2 separate regions of the Homo sapiens genome follow, and region 2 is linked to region 1. The links are chromatin loops, found by intact Hi-C in ENCODE. Cell type or tissue: MCF 10A. All regions are shown on one strand. Each heading gives the region's core, and the rest is flanking DNA. Links, peaks and the distances in the headings are about the cores only.

Region 1 (8,339 bases), core at 183-8,182:
TCTGGGCATCCAGTACCCTTGGTCTGTCCCTTGAGGAACCCCGGGCACCCTGTTGTGCCTTATTCATACCATCCCTTTTTGTTAACGGCCATTCTCCCAATTTAACCTACTCATTCTTTTCTATTATCCAATTAAACAAGGTCCTATCTTGGGTCCCTTATTCTTTTGTCCCTTTTGCCCCCCTCTTAGTTGATTAAATCTAAGTTTTTAATAAATGCTCTTCTCCCATCAGGTAACAAAACCAAAGCATAGTTTTTTAACCTAAGGAATATTTTGCTGTACAGTTTTTACACACCGTGGCAATTGTGTGATTCTAGTCTTTACTCCCTCAAGTCTCTCCCTGAAAATGTCCTGGGAATTCTTTTCCTATATTTTTCATCATGTCTTACTCTAATCAAGAAAAAAAAAAACCCAATAAGAAGTCAACAGGTTCAGTACTCTCAGAGTAAAGTTACAACTCTTCAAATTTTGATGGACTGAAGCAGCTCATTTGTAACTTCTATCCCTATAAATCCATCCCAGAAATCACCTCACTAAAATAGTTTGTCATGTTATGTTCTACTCAAAGGATTTCATTCCTCCTAATGACCTCAGAATCAAGTTCCAGCTCTTCATACTTTTTCAAAGTCCCTCATATCTGGTGTCACCTGAATTTCCTAACATTGTTTCCCATAATCTTCCAATCCAAACATGTGTTCAGCAAACTGGCTTTCTCTTTTCTTTAATTTGAAATATCCTTCCTTTAACTTTCTCTCCTCCTTCCTAAATTTTTATCATACTTTAAGGCATAGCTTCACCTCACCTCCTGATTAACCCTTACTTGAATACTCAGTCCATACAGATTTCATTTCTAGGCAATTCTATTTTTCTTTCCTTTTTTTTCTGAATCAAATAACAGCTTAAATTTTTATATAACCATTCCACAACTACAGTTTATGTGTAATATAAGCATATTCAAGCTGAAATAAGCCTAAGGGCAGCTGATGCCTGAATACTAAAATGCTGATTCTAAAATCAGGAAAGATCTAGTAAGTTACAGAGGGTCTTTAACTGGACACTTCATGAGAACACTAAAACTGTTGCTTACAGCGCATGAAACCCAAACCTATAATGAGAAATGCAAAGCATATGTACTTATAATACCAGTATATAAACTATAAAGCTTAGGGTGTTCAATAGACTCTGATGTCATTCCCCGTGTCTTCCTCAGGGATGTGAAATAAGTCCTACCTACTGTGGGTAGGGCACTCAGCTGACTTTGATTTTCCTCTTTGAGTCACATCTCATTTGGTCTACTGTGGCATGGCCATTCTTGTTTCTCGGCTCTTATTACTAATTGTTAGTAGTTCTTAGTCTTTCTTAGGGTTAGTGCTGTTTAATCCAGAAATGACCTTTTAGGGCCTGAATTCAGTCCTTCTATCCTGAGCGTAGAGTGTCTGCATGCCTCATGTGGGGATTAGAATTCTAACTCTGGCAGCTGTGTTGTCTCTGTGCTATGTGGCTGGCAAAGACTTTAAAGCCCATTTGTAGGAAGAATATCTTTTGTAAACCATCAGCTTTGAAGTCAGATTTCTAAGTCTAAATTTTCTATAGAAAGCCAACGGCAAACAAAATAACATGCCCTCAGTTTAAATATCACTCCCCTGAACCACCTCACCCAGTAATTGTACCCAGTCTAAATCGTTTTTTGTTTTAAAATTTCTTTGAAAATGTTCCTTTTTTCAGAACATTTGTATAGTAAGTAATACAGTAAGTAACTATTGGAGTTGTAGGGTGATTCATTGATGAATGTATTTCTTCTTCACTCTGGTGTATATTCCAACAGAGCAGAGACTGATTTATTGCATCATTACCTTCCTGTCCTCTAGCATTGGCCCAGCTCCCCAAATACTTGTTGAGTGGAAGAATACCTCATAAGGTTGATATAGATGGAAAAGAAATAAACTGTATATAGCACTATATAAACAAACATACCCAGTCAGTCCTCTGTATTCGCAGGGTCTACATTATGGGACTCAACCAACTATACACTGGAAACATTCAAGGAAAGAAGAAAAAAAAATAACAATACAACAATAAAAATAATACAGTCCAACAACTATTTTCATAGCATTTACATTGTATTAGGTATCATAAGTAATATAGAGATGTTTTAAAGCATAGAAGATACATTAATATGTAGGTTTTATACACATAGTGCACCATTTTACATAAGGGACTTGAACATCCATGAATTTTGGTATCCCTCAGGGTTCTGAAACTAATCCCTGATAGATGCGACTGTATATGTGTGTATGTATCAGTATATAGAATACTATGGTTAGCACATGGTAAGTATTCCATACATTTTGATTGTTTTTTATTATTATTGCTTGGAACCTCAACTGAAAATGTGTCTCCTTCTTGCACAGAACATGGATACTTCTTGTGCTATGTCACAAGAAGTCACTATCTCCCCAAATAAAAGGCTAGATTGACCAGAATGTTTGCATCTTTCCCATTCAAGCACCTGGCTAGGCCCATTAAGCCTAGGGCCCTACCTCTCAATGCTTTTCAATCCCCTGACACTCAGTACTCTCATTACATATTTGGTGACTTAATTTACAGAATTGCTAAACTCACATTTCTGAACATGGCTTCTAAAACTGACTATCTCTCCCCAGCTTAGCCAGAAGGGCTGCAAGGAAGAACAGAGACCAGAAGGCCTACAGCAGCTAGCAAGGTTAACTTCATGGAGCACCATCGTGCCTTTCAAAGTTCCCATTTCACAAAGTTTTGCCTGGGAACTCAGCAGGAACTTTAGCAACAGGAGAGAATTAGAAATAAATGGCTAAATGAAACCTAGATTTATGTTTCAGTCAATTGAGAGAATCTGACATGTTATGTGCCAGCCCACAGTAGGTATTCAGTAAGTAACTGTTGAATAAATTTGGTGGTAGAAAAAAATATCTCAGTGGCTCTTGGCATTCATTGCCTCTTCTATAGAGACTATACTATACATCCCTCTGCTGCCTTTGAGCAGGACTTTAAAACTCTATGACTCTAGTAAAATCAAGAGTATTTTCACAACCAAGATAAGTTTTTACAATGGTTTTCCTCCACATGGTAAAAAAGAAAGAAGGAAAAAAAATGATGAAGCTCCCTGAATTACTGGATGGGAAACACTGGCTTCTTTAATGCAGGAATGCAGACTGGCTTCGGGGTTCTTGAAGGAGAAATGCATAACTCTTCCTCTCCAGGCTTTTGGCTGGAGACACCCTGTGGGTAAGTTAGGGGAGAGGTAAGAGGGAGCGGGCAATTCCAGTATTTTCACATAGGGAAAGGGTAACGAAGAATCAGGCTGTAAAAGCCAGCTATTGGGAGAGGAAATAAAACTTAAAAATTTGTCATCGTTACTGAAAAAAAAAAAAAAAAAGGTAGGGACAAAAGGAATAGGAAAATGATGGGGGTGGGGGGACTAGTAAAGGAAAACCTGCAAAGGAAGTTGGAAAGAGGAAAGAGTGTCATACGCATTTTGTTTTTATTCCTGCTCCTTCTCTCTCACTCCCTCCAGAAGCTAGAAAAAGTTTGCAAGCGCAACTTTAGGGATGGGAGACGGGGCTCTTCACCAACAGCCCCACGAAAAGAAGTGCCCGCTTTACCCTTCCCCATTCGCGCCGCCGTCCTTTCCCTCTAGCGGGGTGATGGGCAGGAGGCGACACTCTTGGGACGCGGTAGCCCAGGCGGATCCCCCGGAATCCCGCTGGGCTGGAGCAGCACGCAGCTCTCTCTCTGGCAAAGCCTCCTCTGCCTTGGCCATCCACCTCCCGGAAAAGAAAAAGGAAAGATCGAGCCTCTAAACAGTCCTTTTCCCCCACCCCCTCTTCCCGGGGGAGCTCAGGAAGAAAGTACCGTTCTGTGATTCACTGGAGAGAAAAGAGGGAGGAGGCAAAAGAACTCGGAGTGCCAAAGCTAAATAAGTTAGCTGAGAAAACGCACGCAGTTTGCAGCGCCTGCGCCGGGTGCGCCAACTACGCAAAGACCAAGCGGGCTCCGCGCGGACCGGCCGCGGGGCTAGGGACCCGGCTTTGGCCTTCAGGCTCCCTAGCAGCGGGGAAAAGGAATTGCTGCCCGGAGTTTCTGCGGAGGTGGAGGGAGATCAGGAAACGGCTTCTTCCTCACTTCGCCGCCTGGTGAGTGTCGGGGAGATTGGCAAACGCCTAGGAAAGGACTGGGGAAAATAGCCCTGGGAAAGTGGAGAAGGTGATCAGGAGGCCGGTCCACTACGGCAGTTTATCTGTCTGATCAGAGCCAGACGCGACGCGTCCACTTCGCAGTTCTTTCCAGGTGTGGGGACCGCAGGACAGACGGCCGATCCCGCCGCCCTCCGTACCAGCACTCCCAGGAGAGTCAGCCTCGCTCCCCAACGTCGAGGGCGCTCTGGCCACGAAAAGTTCCTGTCCACTGTGATTCTCAATTCCTTGCTTGGTTTTTTTCTCCAGAGAACTTTTGGGTGGAGATATTAACTTTTTTCTTTTTTTTTTCCTTGGTGGAAGCTGCTCTAGGGAGGGGGGAGGAGGAGGAGAAAGTGAAATGTGCTGGAGAAGAGCGAGCCCTCCTTGTTCTTCCGGAGTCCCATCCATTAAGCCATCACTTCTGGAAGATTAAAGTTGTCGGACATGGTGACAGCTGAGAGGAGAGGAGGATTTCTTGCCAGGTGGAGAGTCTTCACCGTCTGTTGGGTGCATGTGTGCGCCCGCAGCGGCGCGGGGCGCGTGGTTCTCCGCGTGGAGTCTCACCTGGGACCTGAGTGAATGGCTCCCAGGGGCTGTGCGGGGCATCCGCCTCCGCCTTCTCCACAGGCCTGTGTCTGTCCTGGAAAGATGCTAGCAATGGGGGCGCTGGCAGGATTCTGGATCCTCTGCCTCCTCACTTATGGTTACCTGTCCTGGGGCCAGGCCTTAGAAGAGGAGGAAGAAGGGGCCTTACTAGCTCAAGCTGGAGAGAAACTAGAGCCCAGCACAACTTCCACCTCCCAGCCCCATCTCATTTTCATCCTAGCGGATGATCAGGGATTTAGAGATGTGGGTTACCACGGATCTGAGATTAAAACACCTACTCTTGACAAGCTCGCTGCCGAAGGAGTTAAACTGGAGAACTACTATGTCCAGCCTATTTGCACACCATCCAGGAGTCAGTTTATTACTGGAAAGTAAGTGTTCCTACTTCTTATATTTATTCCTTGGAGAAATCTTAAGCATTTAATGAAGATCCAGCTCCAAATTTAAGGGAGTAACAGAAAGTATGGGGAACAACTGAATGAATGAAGAATGAATGAATGATGTATGGTATTGGGGTACCGTGTTAAAATGGATACAATGTTAATGATCTTAATTTTCTAGTCACTAGTGTAGTCTAGTTTTCCTTTTTACAGAGCCAATTATAAGTTTCTAAATGAGATGAGAACGTATAAATACCCACAAACCAGAGATTTCCAGAAATGGTCTCCTGTTTCAAATCTATTCTACTTTTGAGCATGCTCAGATTTTGTTTCAGATGTCATACTAGAATTCACACTCACCATCACTGATAAGAAAGATCAAAAATTTTTTTTACTCTTGGTGCATTCTTAAATCTAGAATTATCAGAGAAAATGAACCAACGAAACAGATATAGAGTAATGTAAAATATGACCAGTTTATGTATGACTCTGCTTCGGTCTTTGATGGGTCATTTTCTCTTATGAGACCCCCTAATGAAGGCCATATTTAATTAGCAAAGCAGTTCTCAAAATGCAAGGAAATACAATGGTAAGTGCTCAAGAGGAGTCAAACTTCATCTGCAGTTTTCTGTTGCTCTTCACAGGTCTGGAATTTTCTGACTAACCAACAGAAATCAGACTATTTGGATGCTTAAGTAAAGTGCTTTTCATATTGTTGCTGCTTTGCTAAGTAGCTAAATCTTCTACTTAAATTGTTCAAACATTTTCATATTTTTACTCTATCCTATCAGAACACAGGCTACTGTAATTGATTTGGATGTACAAATTCAGCCTGTGGAACGAAGATAAACTAGGAAGGGCAGGGGTTAAGCTGGACAGAGGTAGAAGAAAATCCTTAGCCATTTCAATCTATGTCTTGTGATTTCAGTTGCAGGACAGGGAACCCTTGCTTCTGTGAAGTTGTTCTTGGAATTGGATCCTATAAAAGTAGCCAGTATCCATTGGAAAAATAAAGACTATTTTGTAAGAATCTCTGTCTCGCAGAGACTTTTGCTTACAGCATGATTTCCACTGCTTAGCAAACTGTCAGAACTTAGCATCATTGCCAGAAAAGAAAAAAATTATTGTCCTTCCCTCTCCTGAGAATGAGAAAAGTCTCACTGTACTTCAGGGTCATTTTAAAGGTTAACTGTGGCATCAGAAAATCAAGGGTATTTGATATTTATAAAGGAGTAGATTATTGGCTGGAAAATAACTAGTCCATCTGGTGGCCTAGAGGTCAAGTTCTTCATGTCTGATTCCAAACACCCTTATATATGGCTCATGAAATAAATGTCTCACAAAGCCTCACTGGACCTCTTCAACTAACTTATAGAATTTAGATTTACACAGATAGCCAACTGTGGTTGAAAATAAGTAACTGAACTATATGAATTTATTTTTCACAATAAAGCATATGTTCAAGGCTTTTCACCAAACAAGAAAATTTGTTCTTAAACATTATCTTGCACTGAAACAATATGTAGGTTTTATCTTTTAACCATTATGTTTACTTAATAAAATGAAAGAGAAACTAAGCTGGAAATATTTCCTAATTTTTCTCTTTGGTGAAAGATTAACGTCTCTGTAATTTCAATGCAATCAAACATCTGATGAGATTTCTTTTCTCATTAAAAATTTTTATTTAGTGCAACAGGTTGTATAACTTTTATAGACAAAAAGTACAAATAGCTACTGTGATTTGATTTAAATTTCTATTTGAATTAAACATTTGAATACTTTTTCACTTGCAATTTCTCCTTTTAGACAAATTGCTGGAACCTTCATTTAAATGAACACAGATGTAAGAAATAAAGCAGTTATGGAAGCCCAGTTCTGGACTCATTATTAACCCATTTATGCCTGAGGTTGCAATGTTTTGAATTTTTGCAATCAGCCCCTGGCAATGATCTTGGGCAGTAGTATATAAATTACTCCCACATGCTTAGAATTCCAATAATGGAACACTAGGCATAAATGAGTTAATAATGCAGGTCCCAGAGAATATGGTCATTTGTTCTCTCTATGAACACATGTCTATGCCTTGTGGATCTTCTAAATTAAAAAAGGAAGCCATAAAAAAAAACTGAAATGAACTAAACTATTTTAAGGGAAATAAAATGGGTTATGTGAAGTGTGACATGATTCAAATATCTTCACATGACAAAGAGTTTACATAATTGAAGCTGAAGTTACTTTTGATTCTATTAACAAAACAGCCCTCCCTTTATATTTTTCTGGAGTCAAAAATTAAAAATCCATTTTCTTTTACTACACGAATCTGTAACAAATTGCAGATTCCCTTAATAATTTACATCATACTAGTCTGGCAATATTGATTATCAGTCAGCCTGTCAATAAGCGTTCATGTGTACAGACCCCTGCATTGGAGCCATGAAGAAGAAACAAGAAGTGAGCCCTAATCTCTGGATAGTAGTTCTCAAGTTGTAGTGTGCAAAAAGAATCAGTCCAAATGCTAGTTAAAATGCAGATTTCAGGGCCCTTCAGCTTTGGTAGGTCCGGGGTTGAGTCTAGAAATCAATAGTGATTTAATGAGCATGTCAGGTTATTGTGATGATGACATCATCAAAAATAAATTAAGACTGTTAGTATTAAATGTTAGCGTCTGCTGAGCAGTCACTGTGTTCTGGGGTAATGAATTTTATATGCATTGTCTCATTTAATCCTTGCAACAACTTTAGATAGTTGCTCTTGTCATGCCCATTTTATATTGATGTGGCAACAGATTCTAAGAGGGGTAGTGATGTAGGGATTCTATGCACTGGGCTTTGAGAAACAGCATTCTAGGTGTTCACAGTTGTCCTGATGAGATAAAAGGTTGATTGGGAAAGTGACTGCCTGTGTTTGATTTATTTCAAAGTAATTTACTCACTTCTTTTTTTACAGTTTTGCAAATAAAGATATGGATTAAAAATATCATTTTTTTCTTAAAAGAGAATATAGTGAAGGCTTCATAAAGTGAATTATAAGTTTTGCAAAACCTAGACATGTTTTATGCAGACTTTAGAGGAGGAAAGGTTGACAATCTGAATTGAATTTGTATCTTTGATAGTAATTTTGTGTTTTTACTATTTTGTTA
Region 2 (8,339 bases), core at 98-8,097, 590 kb after region 1:
TGCGAAGGACTGGATATGAAGACACGGCGAGGAGAGGCTGCCCCAACACAGAGTGTTGGTGAGCCAGCAGCCAGCCCAAGGGGTCCAGAGAGCCAGAGGGAGAAGGAGAAGAGGATGGGTGAGGGGTGCTGGTCAAATCTCTCTCTCTTCTATACACACACACAAACACACACACACTCACATGGCAGTGAAGGCGACACCATGCCTCCGAATCCCTCTCACTTCATTTTTTTTTTTTTTTTTTAGACGGAGTCTTGCTCTGTTGCCAGGCTGGAGTATAGTGGCACAGTCTCAGCCCACTGCAACTTCTGCCTCCTGGGTTCAAGCGATTCTCCTACCTCAGCCTCCCCGTTAGCTGGGACTACAGGCCGTGCCACCACGCCCAGCTAATTTTTGTATTTTTAGTAGAGACGGGGTTTCACCATGTTGCCCAGGATGGTCTCGATCTCCTGACCTCGTGATCCTGCCACCTCAGCCTCCCAAAGTGCTGGGATGACAGGCATGAACCACCGTGCCCGGCCCACTTCATTTTTTGAAAACGTTTCTCCTTTGCAAAATAACATTCACCTCACATATAGTAACACTCATTTAAAAATTTCAACTGTGTGTAAAGCCCAGGTATAAACACATTTCTGAATACCAGTTACAGCTTATATTAATAAACCCTGTCCTTGGTAAAAAGCATTCTGTTTTCCAATAATCTTATTTTCAAGAAGTTTCATCTTAATAACAGCACCAGGCTTTTAACTTTCTTTTCAGGGTTGGTCAGGGCCTTCTTCTTAGACCACACTGAAGCTTCTGTGCCTCCCATCTGAACCCCTTAAATCCATTCCACCCAGGGCTTTGCTGAGCACATTTCTGCTGTGGTTGTACATGGTCAAACACATAACATCCAAACTCCACAGCTTGGCATTCAAGAATTTCCGTAATTTAAGTTTTAAAAAAAATCTTTCAGATTTACCCAAAACTAGATCATTCGCCAAAACTAACTTCCTCCAGCAGCAAGACTTCCCTGAATGTGCCTTACGTGCTCCCTCCTCCCTGGTTTTGCTCACGCAGTTTCTCATTTCTCCAGGCTCTCCCCACTGTCCAGGAATGTTAGTTGAAAATCCTGGCATGAATGGAGAGAGAAATGGAATGTACTTCAGGGAAATACCGAATTCTACTGAAGGTTATTTCAGTTTAGGCTAGAAAAAGTTTAAGCATATTTTTTAGGCAAAGAGGAAGAAATTTATGTTTTAGAGAGATAAAAGGATTAAGAGGAGGTGGGATGAGATGCTATTAAAAACATAGGTCAAGGAGACATTTCTAAATGTAGAAAATTATGAGGGTTAAAGTATTTTGAGCATTGATGCCATATATCCTGGTGAATAGAAGGGCATCCATTTTAGTAAGACATTTTACAAAAAAAGCACCAAAGGTTGGAGGCAGATCCAAAGACTGGTTTGCAACCAGACAAAAGCCAGCAGAGCTGACTCTAGAGGGGTCAATGATTAACCCTCAGGCATAATATTAGCCTGAATCCCGAGCACCTGCGAAAAGAAGCAGTTTTAGCATCAGCAAGAATGTTTTCAATCCAGTGACTCCCTGGTGTATACAAGGTGTTTCTGCGTAAAAGTTATGTGACTCTAACTTTAATTATTTCTTCAAAAATTGATAAGTAGGCCGGGGATGGTAGTTCACAGATTGCTTGAGCCCAGGAGTTCAAGGCCAACTGAAACTCCATCTCTACAAAAAAAAAAAAAAAAAAAAAAGCCAAGAACGGTGGTGCATGCCTGTAGTTTCAGCTACTCAGGAGGCTGAGTGAGGTAGAAGGATCACTTAAGCCCAGGATGTCGAGGCTGCAGTGATTATGCCACTGCACTCCAGCCTGGGCAACAGAGCGAGACCCCGTCTCAAAAAGAAAAATCAATAAATAGCTACTTCTCTACTTTCACACGAGTTGTTAATGCCTCCAGTAGATATCAGGACTCAACCACACAGTATTGGTTTTGACAATCCTACGCCTCTGCAATTAAGATCTAATTCTGGCTCTCAAAATTACCTGTCTGTACCTAAAGATGGTTAATACAGTTTTCAGCATCCAACAGTACCTGGGAAAAATGACTTAAAAGATAACAAAAGAATTGTCATTGCAAACAGTTAAATGAACCCAGTCAGAGAATTATTTGAAGTTATCCAAAACCATTAAGGTCATTGGCAAGAAAAAGAAATAATCTATGTAAAACGCAGACTTGTTAAAAGTCCTCATAGCAAAGGTTTGGAAAGTCTGCATTCACACCTTCATGTACCCTTTCAGTAAATAATTATTATCTACTATATTCCAAGTACTATGCTATACCTTAGAGTACAAAGATGAAAACAGAGAAAGGATCTGACATAAAAGAGCTGAATTCTGGTTGGGAAAACAACAAAGTGAATATACTACAGTGAGATTGTCGCTGAAGTAGAGAGACGCAAGAAAGAGCACCTTAGACGACCTTGTAGAGACAAGAAAACCTGTGGGGAGACCATACTTGGGGTGTTTCTTGGAAGAGCTTCTCACGGGTTGGGGAAGAAACATTTCAGGGAGCAGGTGTGAGAACTGCAGTGGAGCAGGAGGCAGCTGCGGAGGGCACACTGCCTGAGGCTACACTCACCGCTGGTGGGGTTTGAGAGGTGGATGTTGGGGAAGGGGGCTGATGGAGATTAGCCCAGAGATCAACAGTGGTTGTAAATTATTATTTGCTTTTACGGTAAGTAAATATTACTTAAGTAACAAGGTATAGGATGTAATTATGTGATTCTGTACCCCAAAACGCTCACAAGAAAGTCATTTTCTGTAAGGGAAAAACTGTGAATCGCCAGCCAGATGCAATTATTACCATTTTCTTAGACATTTTATTGCCTTTCATCGCACTAATAGTTCCTAGTGTAATGGAGCTGTTACAAATGTGACCCTACCATTCTGGACCTATCTTTCTAACCGTGAGAGCTTGGACAAGTTACTCTACGTCTGTGTACATCACCAACCTCATCTGCAAAGTGGACACCAGAACCGCACTTACCTCAACAGGAGTGTTTTGTAAATGACAATGCCAGCAAAGTGCTTAGAGCAATATTTGGCTCATAAGAGGCTCTCAAGAACCGTTAGCGATGTTTGAAAGAAGGAATAATATCTAAACACATTTGAACTTAGTTTTTGTTTGTTTGATGGTTGAACTTTAATACAGTTTAACTTAATGGGCACTATGAGAATACAACTATGTGTTAAAATCGAGGCCTGTTAGAGCTGGCAAAGGTTTTAGAGTCAGCCAGTCCACAAGTCTCTCCACATTTTACAGGTGAAACTGTGATCTAGAAAAGTTCAGCAATGTTTCCAGTTACAAAGCTAAGGAGCTCGGAAAGTTCCAGTCTAGTGTGGAAGCCACTCCTAAGGCAAATGACTGATTGTCTGCTGCCCTCTAGTGGCTAGTTTGGGAAATTATCTTCTATACGGTAAGAAATGACACAGTACCACAAGAGCCGTTTATTTGCAGAAGGCTCACCAGGCAGGTTACAAAGTCTGCATGTGTTGTCTCTATAATGCAGTGTAAGTCAAAACTACTGGATGTTTTTATTATTTATATTTACAAGTAACTGCATTTTTTTCATACAAATCATGTAAGGTATTGCTCTTTTTGAGTATTTACAGCTTTCCTATGTTTAACTCACCTCTCCAATTATTTAAAACCAAAGTGTTGTTTATATATTAACAACATTTCACTGCCAGTATCTATTTCTGTTGTATTTGATTATTTATAACTAGATCATCTACCCTTCCTTTAAATAGCATATGATTAAAGAGAAGATAAAGAAGAAAGACAAACAAAGAAGAAATGAAGGAAGGAGGGAAAGAGGAAGAAAGGAAAGGGGGGAAGGAAGGAAGGAGGGAAGAAAGGAAGGAAGGAAGGAAAGAAGGAAGGAAGGAAAGAAGGAAGGAAGGAAGGAAGGAGGAGAGGGAGGGAGGGAGGGAGGAAGGAAGGGGCAAGAAAGAAACTACATAGTACTTGATGAGTCTCCCTTTTTATAGAGACCTGGAGAACAACTATGAATAAATCCACATGTTTACACATAAATTACATTTTACACAAATGTGAGTACGTGCTCTGCCGCCTCCTCTGGACCTTACTTACTCATATAAGATATATCTTTTTTTTTTTTTTTTTTTTTTTTTTAGACTCTCTGTTGCCCAGGCTGGAGTGCAGTGGTACGATCTCAGTTCACTGCAAGCCTCAGCCTCCCAAGTAGCTGGGATTACAGGCATGCACCATCACGCCCAGCTAATTTTTATATTTTTAGTAGAGACAGGGTTCCACCATGTTGGCAAGGCTGGTCTTGAACTCCTAAGCTCAAGTGATCTGCCCTCCTCGGCCTCCCAAAGTGCTGCAATTACAGGCGTGAGTCACCACGCTCGGGCCAAGACATATCTTGAAGATAACAGCTATACATGTTCCATTATGCATCCTGTTATAGATATAAAATTTGAATATTTTTACTATGATTTTTTAAAAGGTACAATATCTTCCTTTTGCATGGAGATGATCAATAAATTCCTTATAGTAGAATTGTTGAATCAAAGGAGTTTCTAAATGTTTAATTCTGAAAGGTGTTGTCTTCGTGCATTATTTTTCATTCCCACTGGCCTATGAGTGCCCCGTTTTCCCACTCTTGGGCGACCACTTGGTCTTATAAAAGTTGTAATTATTTCGAAATTGATGGGTTAAAAAGTTGCATCTTAATGTTTTGATTTATGATTTCTTTCATTATCGATGAGACCAGGATATTTTCCCAGGTAAACAAGTCATTTGAATGTTTTTGTGTGCCTATGTGAACAGCTTGTTCATATTTTTTGCTTTTTTTTCTGTTAAATTGTTGGCATATGAGACTTTTTTGGACAGTAAATTTATGCTTTTCCATTTATCTTTTAATTTAGCTTATAATATTCTTTCTGCATGGAAAGTTAAAATATTTATATGGTCAAATGTATTATTTTTTTCCACCATGATTTTTTTCTTGCCTACAAAGATCTTCCTAACCAAAGGTAATAAACCGTTTGCCTAAGCTTTCTTTTATTACTTTTACGGGTTCTTTAAAAAAAATTTACATGTAAATAATTGAGCTATCTATAAGGGATTTTGGTGAAGGTAACGCATAGGCATTCAGCTTTGTTTCCTGCCCCGAATTAGCAGCCATTTGACCTAACACTATAGTGTCTAGGCTTCATTTGAAATGCTGTATTTATTATGTGCCAAATTTCCATTGATTCCCCATCCTATTTCATTGCTCTCGCTGTCTCTTGCTACTCTAGTACTAAACTGTTTTACAAACAGTGGCTTAAAATATATTTTAATATCCGGTAGGTCTACTGAGTCAGGTGACAACATTCCTTTTTTTCTTACCCATAGAATCTTCTTGATTAATTCACATTCTTGTTTTTTCTTCCTATCAACTCAAATTAAAATCCTATAAGCAATTTTATGGTGATCTTATTAAATTAAGAAATAAATTAAGAAGGAATTGATGTATTTAAATTGTTATATGCCTATATATATATAAGTTAGTGCAAGTCCCTCCATTTATGGAAGTAAAAACTTGAAACATTTTAAAATAGGCTCTTTCTAAATGTATAACTAGGCATTTATTCTCTATTGTAAATGATATATAAAATTCCCTTCATTTTTATTTTTAATTTGGAGGGGTCTGTGTGTGTGTGTGTGTGTGCGTGTGTGTGTGTGTGTGTGTGTGTGTGTTAAGGAAAGTTAGACATATTCTATGATGAGTTGAAAAGAGTGACCAAATGGTTGACAGTAATTTTTCTTTCAGTTGGTTCCTTTTGGCTTTCCTGATTCACAAACATCGTTTGCATATTGACAATGTTTACCTATTCTTTTTTTTATTTTTATACTGTATTTCTTGTTTTTTGTCCATTGTATTGAATTGAGTAATACTTCCTTTTTAATATTATGCCTTTAATACTTTGCCTTTAATGTTATGCCACTAAGGACATAGGGGACTTTATTGTCTTATTCTCAGTTTTAAAGCAGAAATGCTCCCAGTGTTCATCTTCAAACAAGATGAATTTTGGTGTGAGGAGCATGTGTCCCCTTCTTAGTTCCCGTAATTAAATTAAAAAAAAAGTTACAAGATAAAAAGGCATGAAGTAAAAGGTATTCCTGATGAAGCACAAATTCTAGTTAAAATCAAAATCAATTGTGAACTACATCTTAAAAGTAAATTCTTTCTAACTGTATTATGTGACAATAGAATCTTCAATTTGCTTTCTCTTTGTGTTTCTTAATAAATGTATGAGGATTTTGACCTTTTTACAAGAAAGAATTCATAAATACTCCCTAACTGATATCACCTTGTAAGCAGATGAGCTAACAATTTAGATACCAATTTTAAAAGGAATGATAGGCCAGGTGTGTGTCTAACACCTGTAATCTCAGCACTTTGGGAGGCTGAGGCAGGTGGATCACTTGAGTCCAGGAGTTTGAGACCAGCCTGGGTGACACGGTAAAACCCCATCTTTATTAAAAAAAAAACCACAATAAAAATGAATGGTTTAATTGGTGATGCTGAGGGCCAGCACAAGGCAGGCAAGAGGAGAGATGTGGTTGTGTTGGGTGAGAAATCAGAGATAAGGTTTTTTCTGTTGTTGCAAATTATTGCAAAAGCTACGCTAAAATGATTGTAACTTAAGTGCTCTTAACAAAGGATTATTTGATCATTTGTAAAGGAAATGCAATTCATACATACACATACACATACATAATTTGATTGCCTTCAGGAAGAATACATCCCTTCCTACTTTCTTAAAAGGACATGAAATGGATGCTAAATTTCACCAAATGCCTCTTGGCCAACTATGGAAACATTGGTATGTGGTTGTTTCTCCTTTAATCTTCCAATATGAGGAATTTCATTAACAGCTATTACTAATGAACTATTTTTGCTTGGAACGAAACCATTTGTTTATAGTTTGTTTTTAAAATGCATTGTCAATTATATTATATTTTATTTGTAATTTTTGTAAAGAGATTCCTTAGTGAAATTGGTCTAAGAATTTTTGTTGTGTTATTTTGAGGTTCTTTTGATGTAATTTGCCCAGTTTGGGTACCAATGATATACTTGCTGTCTTAAAACAAGATAAACTAGGAATTTTTCTCCTGGGAGTCTCTGGTGGTTTCAGTATTAAAATTATCTGTGTATTGAGAGTTTAAGAGAATCCATCTGTGACAGCACCTAGATCTCATTCTTTCTTGTGGGGTTAAATATTTGCTGACTCAAATTATTTTATGGTTATTGGGGTTTACCTTTATTATCTCTTCTGTGGTAGATTTTATTAATTATCTTTTAAAAATCATCTCTCTTATTGGAGTTTTTATATTTACTTACAAAAAATAAGGTAACATTTTCTTACTATTATCTATTATTTCCTCTCTAATTATCTCCCCCCCCTTTTTTTGTTTTTGTTTGTTTGTTTGTTCTGAGACAGTCTTGCTCTGTCACCCAGGCTGGATGGAGTGCAGTGGTATGATCATAGCTAACTGCAGCCTCAATTTCCTGGGCTCAAGCAATCCTCCTGCCCCAGCCTTCCAGGTAGCTGGGAACACAGGTACGCATCCCCATATTTCATTAATTTTTAAATTTTTTTGTAGAGACGGAATTTCACCACATTGCCCAGGCTGGTCTAGAACTTCTGGGCTCAAGCAGTCCTCCCACTTTGGCCTCCCAGAGTGCTGGGATTACAGGCATGAGCCACAGCACTCAGCCTCCATTCTCTTTTTTATCATTGCATATTTCTACTTTCTCTTTTACCTCTTGATGATGTTACTAGCCATTATCAATATTATTATTTCAAAAGGTAACTCTTAGATATATTTTGCATTTTCACATTTTTATTTCCTACATTAAAACCTTCATAAATTGAAGGTTTCTATTTATCTCAATATATATAATATGTGGCATGTTCTCTTAAGTTTGCCATAGGCCAGCCCCTCTCCTGATTTTCTATGTTCAGACAATTCACATATTATTTTCCTGTCTGGCTACTCTCAGCACAGGAATTAGAACCCTAGTTTGAAGCTTTTAGTTTTCTTCTGACCTCTGTTTAGCCATATCTCATAGTTTCTAATATGTTTACTGTTCAGCATTTTTTGAAGCCACACTGCAGGAAGATTGAGTAATGAAAAACTAGGAAAGCATATGTAGAAAAAAAGGCAAAGGAAAAGAGAGAGAGAAAGAGAGCATTAGTTAGGTGTAAAGACAGGATTCAGGGATAAATCTATTTTTCTCATAAGCTGTGCTCACAGGCT

Evidence for each region. Hi-C counts contacts between places; a loop is a spot of excess contacts. Peaks named below come from ENCODE experiments on the same cell type or tissue, not always from the same donor. Only the 100,000 strongest peaks of a DNase experiment are listed, where the experiment ranks them.
Region 2: it touches region 1 in a loop (6-fold over the local background); 9 of 110 quality-filtered maps call a loop at or near these places.

The regions. Positions count from the first base shown.
Region 1 is chr4:113,975,289-113,983,627 of GRCh38, reverse strand. ARSJ (arylsulfatase family member J) reads left to right here and starts at 3,981. Exons shown (of 2, transcript NM_024590.4): 1 at 3,981-5,191. The coding sequence starts at 4,794. LOC107986305 (a long non-coding RNA gene) reads right to left here and starts at 3,815. Exons shown (of 2, transcript XR_001741794.2): 1 at 3,642-3,815; 2 at 2,100-3,258. LOC124900762 (a long non-coding RNA gene) reads left to right here. Exons shown (of 3, transcript XR_007058237.1): 3 at 2,664-2,733. In MCF 10A, for the core only: a CTCF peak has its summit at 4,198; a DNase peak (open chromatin) is centred at 3,907.
Region 2 is chr4:113,390,002-113,398,340 of GRCh38, reverse strand. It overlaps LOC105377374 (a long non-coding RNA gene), which reads left to right. Exons shown (of 5, transcript NR_199847.1): 4 at 7,520-7,639. Among named protein-coding and RNA genes, the nearest start is that of MIR8082, 240 kb to the right of the region's middle. In MCF 10A, for the core only: a CTCF peak has its summit at 3,439 (motif pointing left); a DNase peak (open chromatin) is centred at 3,440.